Linked DNA regions of Homo sapiens: region 2 is linked to region 1. A link is a loop called in an ENCODE intact Hi-C map of the cell type or tissue named here. Cell type or tissue: heart right ventricle. All regions are shown on one strand. Links, peaks and the distances in the headings refer to the core of each region. The heading gives the core; the rest is flanking DNA.

Region 1 (4,385 bases), core at 245-4,244:
GAGGGGTTCTACTGTATTCATACAACATAATGAAAGTATCTGTCAAAACAAAGACTTGAACATTAATGTTCACAGCAGCTTTATTTATAATAGTCCAAACTAGAAGCAACTCAAATGTTCATCAACTGATACATGGATGAACACACTGTGGTATATCCATACAATGAAATACTACTCAGCAATAAAAACAAATAAACTATAGATACACGCTGCAACAACATGGATAAATCTCAGAATAATTATGCTGAGTAAAAACGGCCAGACTGAAAAAAAAACCTCAAAGAGTGCACATCACATGATTCCATTTAAACACAATTCTAGGAAATGCAAACTAAAGCACAGTGAACCAGAGCAGAGGGGTGGCTGCTGGGGTTGGGGCGTGGGGTAAGGGGAACATGGAGATGGGCTGGAGGATGGGCTCACCAAGGGCACATGACACTGTGGAGGGTGATGAGTGTGTTCACTATCTTGACTGTCGTTGGCATGGATGTTTGGAAACAGATGTTCATTGTACTGGGAGAATAAATTGGTACAGCCACTTTGAGGAGGAAAGTGGCCTATCTGGTGAAACTAAAGATCTGTGTACTTCCTGGCACAGCACTTCTAAGCCTGGGCATAACCCCCAAAGCTGAAATCAGTAAACTATAGCCCACAGCCTGGACCTTGTTTTTGTAAAGTACGTTTTATTGAATACAGCCACACATGCTCATTTACATGGTCTAATGCTGCGGCTGCATTCATGCCACATCGGCAGAATTCAATAGTTGCAAGAGACCATCTGGCTCAAAAAGCCTGAAGTATTTTTATCTGGCCCTTTACAGAAAGTGGCCTGATTCTTGCTGGAAGAGACACTGGCTCTTGAATGCTAGGAGGCATGGAGAGGAGCCATGGAAGCATTGTCTATGAAAGGAAATGGCTGAAAAACCTAAATGTCCATCAATAGAGTAATTAATAAGCAAATAATGGACTATAAGGCTTCAATTAAAATGAATAAACTACATCTACATGTATCAAAACATGAGAGAGAGAAACATGCTGCATGAAGAAAGCAACCTGCATAACAGATCAACACGAGGGTGACATTAGAAACTCAAAAAACACCACGAGGCACATCCAAAGTAGAGATACACACCAAGTTCATCCTGGGGACTGCCCTCGGGGGAACAGGACTGGGGCAGGGGGAAAAAGGACTTTGGCTCTTCCTACATGTTTTTTTTGAGACAGGCTTGCTCTGTCATCCAAGCTGGAGTGCAGCAGTGCAATCACAGCTCACTGCAACCTCTGCTTCCTGGGCTCAAGCGATTCTTGTGCTTCAGCCTCCTGAGTAGCTGGGACTACAAGTGTGCACCACCATGCCCAGCTAATGTTTGCATTCTTAGTAGAAAGGGGATTGGCCATGTTGGCCAGGATGATCTCAAACTCATAGCCTCAAGCAATCCGCCCACCTTGGCTTCCTAAAGTGCTGGGATTACAGGTGTAAGTCACTGCGCCTGGCCACATTTTTATTTATTTAAAAAAAAAATGTAGCAGGAGAATGGCGTGAATCCGGGAGGCGGAGCTTGCAGTGAGCCGAGATCGCGCCACTGCACTCCAGCCTGGGCAACAGAGCGAGATTCTGACTCAAAAAAAAAAAAAAATGTAACAAAAATGTTTTAAGAAGACCAACAAGTTAAATTTAAGTCTGATGTTTATCAATATCCTAAAGAAAATCATACAGACACTTGCTGATTTTCCCCTAACTGTAACATACATCAACCCTGACTTTGAAGTTCTCACTGACCACTCTTTTTCAAAACAGCAGATGTTTACCAAAAAAGGACACTTTTCCTTTCATCTTCTGAAGCCCAAAGATTTACCAATCTGAAATAATTTACTCTTCCAAGGAGACTTTGAAACACAATCCTAATATGCTTTGCGTAAAAATCATAGCTATAAAATTGAAACCAATGGAGGCTTCAAAGGTGACCTCCACTAGGAGCCTGGAGGGACACATTCAGGGTTTTCGACTGGGTCTCAGAAATACCACCAGGGACACCAGGACAACCCCTCATGCATACAGAAAGGACTATAATGTATTAACATTCCATCAATGAAAAAACAAACTGCAGAAGGCATTTCTCCTTTCAGCAAGGCAAACAGTGGTGCTGTCAGCAAAGCCTCCGCCGACAACATTCTCCAGTTATTATTGTTAAAAGGGCTCCCTCTACTGTTAGTCTCAATTGCACAGTTCTCATTGGCTATTTCAGGCCCTAGCTTTGTGACAAACTAGGACATGTTAAGCAAAATTATCTAAAACAACCATTAATTCAGCTGGGGAGAAATACATATATGTGTGCATGTGTGTGTACGTATGTGTGCACACATCCCTATATATAAAACTTTTTTAAATTGTTGAGTTATTAGGCTAAATATCCAAGAAACTTCTGTTTAAAAGAAAAAAAAAATTCTTCTTCCTCTTTAAAGTGACTGTAAGAGAAACCTGGCTGTGGCATTTGAGACACACCCTGTTGGCCCACAGGTGCCCGCCCTAGTGGTCATGTGCCCAAGGAAAGGGTAGTGGCTGGCAAGAGGCCACAGGTCCCAACAAAAGCACATCACACATGTGTGAGGGAGACTGCGGGGAACCAGGTACAATAGAACATGTATTTAAAAAAAAGACTTAAAAACATTCCCGGCCAGGCGCGGTGGCTCACGCCTGTAATCCCAGCACTTTGGGAGGCCAAGGTGGGTGGATCACGAGGTCAGGAGATCGAGACCATCCTGGCTAACACGGTAAAACCCCGTCTCTACTAAAAATACAAAATATTAGCTAGGAGCAGTGTCGAGCACCTGTAGTCCCAGCTACACGGGAGGCTGAGGCAGGAGAATGGCGTGAACCCGGGAGGCGGAGCTTGCAGTGAGCCGAGATCATGCCACTGCTCTCCAGCCTGGGCGACAGAGCGAGACTCTACCTCAAAAAAAAAAAAAAAAAAATTCCCAGTCTCTTACTTTGCAATCAGCCAGGATCAGGCAGCCAGCCTCCCAGTCTGCAAACAGGACCTGGGAGAAGGGATGGGCAAGGCCAGAAGGGGAGAGTCAGGGAGTCAGAGCCCAACAGGCCTTTGGCTCTTGGCTCCTGAGCTCCCCAAGTAAGCCGCTGCCCCCTCCCAAGACGGGGCTGGATACCAGGCCAGGGAAGTAGCCCCACAGAGGAAGTCCCACACTTTATATCCTCCCAACTGGGAGGAGGGAGGAATGGCTTTTTTTTTCTTTCTGAGGCAGGGTCTCACTCCGTTGCCCAGGCTGGAGTGCCGTGGCACAATCTCAATCCACTACAACCTCCACCTCCCAGGTTCAAGCGATTCTCCTGCCTCAGCCCCCCAAGTAGCTGGGACTACAGGCATGCGCCACCACACCCGGGTAATTTTTGTATTTTTTGTAAAGACAGGGTTTCACCATGTTGCCCAGGCTGGTCTCGAACTCCTGGGCTCAGGTAAGCTGTCTGCGCTGGCCTCCCAAGGTGCTGGGATTGCAGGCGTGAGCCACCATGCCTGGCCAGGAATGGCATTTAAATATGCAAACAGACATCACTGATAATGGTAATATTGAAAGATGCTCCAACTTGTAAAAGTCTGTAAATGCATGAAACAGACTGCTAAAATGCCAGTGTTTATGGAAATCATTCCATTACCTTCTCCCCAGGTTTGGGTGACTGCTGCAATTTCTCATAATCTTTCTTCGTCTCCAAAATTTTTTTCACAAGTCCACCTGTTGAAAAATCAGTGATTTTATGTTAAAAGTTTATTCTCTATCCCAAAAACCTATTCTAAATGGGTGGGATGGTGGGAAAAACACTAAGTTTTTATCCTATCTCTTTTTATGCTGAAACAGTTTCAAATAATCTTTATTTGTTAAGGAGATAGTACACAAGAGTGATAGACAGCTGGTAGTGGAAATTATCACATTTCAAAGTGTTTCAGGGAAATCAGCTCCTTGAAAAGTAAAAAGCTTTAGAAATAAAATAGATTTTCTATTTTCAAAGATTAAGAAGGAGTGTAGATTGACATCCAAAAATATAGCCATTTATTACAAACAGAAATAACAAGAAATGCTTCTAAGTACGGATACTTCTTTTACACTGGGGCAAGACTATTCCACTTCTTTCAGAATTTACTCATGGGATAAATATCATGTGAAGTTTTTTGGAATAGTGTTTCACCCAAGCATACATCAGCCCGAGGCTGACTGAATAAACGAGGGTACGTCCACACGGTGGAGGACGACGTGGCTATGAAGGAAATGAGGATGGTTTCTCTGCATTGCTGCAAAATGAAAGCCTGCATCTGCTGTCAAATTAAAAAGAGCAAGATGGAAATAAGTGTAGGTATCAGTAAATACACATGCAC
Region 2 (4,385 bases), core at 145-4,144, 610 kb before region 1:
GAAGCTCAGTAGGCTGTGCTGCTCAGGATACCCAGACAGACAGTTTCTGGAAGAAGTGGATCGAGATGCTACTCTCAAATAGTTGAAACCTGCCAAGTGGTGGACATAGTTCTCTCCAAAGTGCTGTTAGTGGGGTGGAGGAAGTCCTAAGGTTCACTTTTGCAGAGCTGGATGCTGGAAGGGGTGTGTTTTCAGGTGTGTACAGCCGAGGGATATGTCCTGACCACCCCTCCTCAGTCCAACCCATCGAACACGGAAAGGACGTCTTCCTGGTGAGAGCAGGCAGATCCGGGTCTCAGGGAGGGGGCCTGGGAGGGGCAGTCTTCCAGTGCTCATCATTCTGCAGCTGGTGCATTGGGACATCCCTACAGAGACACATTGCATGAGGCCCCATGTAGGTGGCATGCCTCACACCCTCACTGTGGGGGCCACAGAGTTGAGCAGTGAGGCACGGGCACAGGATCTGGGGCTGCCTGACTGGCTGTGTGTTCTTGACATCCCCACCCCGTCCATCTGTGGAAGGGCACAGGGAGCCTTGTGTGACACCAGCACAACACGTGTTTGCTCCCCTTTGGTCTGCTTCTGCAGCAGCTGGTGCACACACCAGAGGTGTGGGGATGGGCAGAATCCCGGCGCGTCATAGCATCTGGGGGCAAGGCTGGGGTGAGGGGAACCTTCTCTGGACAGGCAGTCTAGTCATGCAAGTCACAGGGACTTCAGTCCCTGCTCAGGTGGCCATTGCTGGGCAACCTCTGGACTCCTCCTGACCCTGACATCTCCCCCTGTCTGATGGGGGCCTGAGGGTGCCTAGAAGCTTCTCAGGCTGGGGCTTGCATGCTCCTTGACTTGACTCCGGGCTCAGAGACATGGGGGTTGCTGGACATTAAGAGTCCGCTAGCGGCCTCACACAAGGCTCGGTTCCAGCGAGGAAGCAGATTCTGGGGGCTTTGAGCATCCCTGTCTAGCCTGTGGTAACAGGAGGCAGGGGGCTATGGGTGAGTACCAGGATCTGCCCTGGGGGCCTCTGCCCAGGTGATGGGCTTCTTTCCACCTGCCTCTGGCCTTGGCAGCCTCCCAGCTGTGGGAAGATCTGCATCTGCCATGACCTCCATGGAGCCCAGCCCTGGTAAGTGGCCAGAGACAGCAGCTGTCCTGGGGGAGGCTGCTGGAGCTGGAGTTCACTGTCCTACAAGGGAGGCAGAGGCTGGCATAAGCAGCCCTGCAGTGGGCATGGCTGGCCATGGTTGGCTGCACATCCATCTGCCCCCATACACCAAGTGCTGCACCAGGCTCTGTGGCCCCTCCAGGAATGAGCAGTGAGCCCCCAACCCAGTCCTTAGTCAGGTGAGAAGTGTGTTGCTGTGCAGCAAGGACCACAGGCCCTCAAGGACTTGGAGGCATCAGGAATTCTGTTCCCATGAGGACTCGGAGGACCTTCTACAACGGAGGGGGATGCCATCTTGGGTTGCTGATTGAGACTAAGATTTTTGAATAAAGATGAAATGAAGGTCACTCTCTGCCTTTCTGGGGTATTCCTGGGAGGATGGGGTTCCAAGAGGCACAAGTGTCCTGTGGGCCCTTGTGGATAACTAGCGGGGGTGGGGGGCCTGACTCTGGGATGTGTGTGAGGCTGAGGCACCCAAGACTCCAGCCCGGCCCCAGGAACGTGCCTCCAATTTGTTCAGCGGGCTGCCCTCACACTCAGTGAGGGCTGGGTAGAAGGTGGCACCCCAGAGACCAAGCAGAGGGTGGCAAGAGCAAACAGATCAGACAGCTTGACGTCAAGGACAGAGAGCCCTCATCCCCCATCTGAACCCAGGGCTCAACCCCGGCCGCAGAAGAGCAGCACAGCCTCTGTGGGCAGCTACTGAGGTCAGCAATGCTGCCCATGTGGAGGGTGAGGAGAAGAGCCCCCAAGAGCATCCAGTGACCTGGAAGGGGCCACGTGGTCAGCCCCTGAGTCAGAGGCAAAGCCTGCAGCAGTTTCAGGGGTTGGCCACTAGGTGGCAGAGGAGAGCCCAGCACAGTCACAGGGGCCTTAGGTCAGCCTGGCTGGTCACACCTGGCCTTCGGCCTCCTCAGGCAGGTGATTGAGAGAGAGGAGGAGGGAGAGCCTCCACCGATGGTCTACAGTGGGCATGCATGGGGCTGGGGTCTGCCTGGTACATGTGAGGGTTGTGTGTCCAGCCTTGAAGGATGGCTAAGGACTGGCTAAGCGGAGATGTAGGGGCAGGAATTCCAGGGAACTGGGAACTCCAGGGGCCGGGGTTGCAGAGATTCCAGAGAACTGGGAACTCCAGGGGCCGGGGTTCCAGAGATTCCAGAGAACTGGAAACTCTGTGAGGAACTGATGCAGAGACTCGGGGACCCAACCCAGCACAGTGCTCTTGGGGAAAGAGCCCATCTGAACCTCAGCCTGAAAGCCCTTGGGTTGCAGGGGCAGGAAAATCCTGCCTAGGTGTCCACCCACAAGGTCTGAAACCTGCTCTACCACCTCCTCCCAGCCAGCCCTTTGGGGGAACCCACAACCTCCCACCTGACACCCACAAATTCCTACTCTCCCCATGCCACGCTCCAGATGCCAGAAGCCCTCTACCTGAGGCACCCTCAGTGCCTTCTGTTGGCATCTGATCAATTCTGGGTCCTGGCGTGACTGGGGCTGGGTACTGTTGAACGATGCTGGGGGGATGAGCCTTCTCCCTCCTCTCACATGGCATGAAGGCAGAGGAAGGGGTGGAGAAGCCCCATGGAGTCCACAAAACCAAAGGGAAGAGAAAGAGGGAGGAAGAGGAGCGAGGTAGGGCCCCCATCTGGGGCTTGATGCTGTGTGTGCCTCCTCTGGCCGCTTGCGTCCTGCAGAATCCTTTCCGATTTTCCACATTATTCTAGGAGGTTATTAACCATTTTAATTTTTATCCAAGAAATGTGGCACACGTAGGCACAAATCCTACCCAGCTAAGTGCCACCCTTCCTCAGGCTCATCTTGCGCTGGAGTCATACATTGGACCACAGCACCATGAGGCAAGGTCAAGTGTCCCATTGGGCCGTCTGGGCAGGTCACAGATGCGGAGGACAGATCCCGATATTGCACATCACGCTCCTTTCCTCTCTCCCTCTCTTTCTCTTCTTCTGCAGGTCACCATGTTGCTTAGGTGATCACATCTGCATGGGATTGCTGGGAGGCAGCTTTTCAGTCCTGCAAAATAATGGGTGATAAGATGAGGGGCTCCCCCATCAGGGTCCTCAACACCCCAGGCAAGGAAGCTCCTTTCTCTTCTCCTTCCACTGGGCAGATCTTGGGCCTCGGGTGCAGGGCCACCTGGGCAGGTCGGGCACCTGAGAAGGACTCGCTTTGATCAGGGGAAGGTCTGGGAAGGAAAAGCCAGACCGCAGCCAGCGTCAGAATGGTGCAGCGGTGCAGGGAGGGGTGCAGGAGGCAGCTCCCTAGCGGACCCCGAGGGCCTGAGGTCTGGGGACTGGTGTCCACCCCTGCTTGCTCCTCCTGGCAGGCTGCGGGCGGCTGGTAACCGGAGCCTCATGCTGAGCCTCCCACTGCGACTCCTGATGGAGCTGGGAGCTCACCCTGTCATTAGGGCTGGGGTCAGCAGAGGTGGTGGGTGGGGCTTAAACAAACCCATCAGGGCCCTGACTCTTTCCTCTGGGGCCCGTCACATAAATTTTCATTGAATGCCACTGCATTTTCATCCAGGGAACTGTCAGGGATATTTTGAGAAGGAACTGAGGGTCAAATGTCAGCATGGCTGAGAGCTGGGGGTTGTACGATGTCAGACTGCAGAGACAGAGGGGCCCCCAGGGCACAGGGCTACTCCCTCCGGGGTTCCAGGAGCTCCAGCAGGCCCAGCCCCCAGGATGGCATTGGAGCCTCAGCCCAAGTCTCAGGGCTGACCACACTGGGTAAAGAAACGATGACTGTGGTTCACGTTGGGGAATCAAAGCCATCCTCACTGTCCTCTAAGTGAGCAAACACATGGCAATAGGGAATTTAGGACTCCACAACCACCCGTTGTTCTTTTCTCTGAGATCTGCAAGCAAAGCTTCATACTTGTAGGAACTTCCCCATTGTCAGGGCGTTCTCTCACACATTAGCTTACGTGTCTATCACTCTATGGATGAAGCGGGACAGAAGTGAGTGTCCCCTTTACACAGATGCAAAGACTGAGGCTTCATGGAGCTGGGAGGCTGCCCAAGGCCACTGGACACGGAGGAGCCCGAAGCTTCTAGCTGCCCCCGTGTCTATTTTATAAGAATCTCTTTAGCGCAATGGGCCCCATCAAGCCACCATTTCATGTAGGTCATTAAAACCCTTGAGCAGCCCTCAGGCTTCACCCACTTTATCCTCGAGGCAGGGAGATGGCCACAGCTCA

The links. Peaks named below come from ENCODE experiments on the same cell type or tissue, not always from the same donor. Only the 100,000 strongest peaks of a DNase experiment are listed, where the experiment ranks them.
Region 2: a loop joins it to region 1, with 5 times the contacts of the local background. A loop is called at or near these places in 16 of 110 quality-filtered maps.

Annotation. Positions count from the first base shown.
Region 1 is chr2:238,355,366-238,359,750 of GRCh38, reverse strand. It overlaps TRAF3IP1 (TRAF3 interacting protein 1), which reads right to left. Exons shown (of 17, transcript NM_015650.4): 15 at 3,671-3,747. Among named protein-coding and RNA genes, the nearest start is that of TRAF3IP1, 37 kb to the right of the region's middle. In heart right ventricle, for the core only: a CTCF peak has its summit at 2,218 (motif pointing left); no DNase peak of the experiment used is centred there.
Region 2 is chr2:238,968,282-238,972,666 of GRCh38, reverse strand. No RefSeq gene overlaps it. Among named protein-coding and RNA genes, the nearest start is that of LINC01940, 44 kb to the right of the region's middle. In heart right ventricle, for the core only: no CTCF peak of the experiment used is centred there; DNase peaks (open chromatin) are centred at 376 and 2,006; H3K27me3 peaks cover 1,687 bases.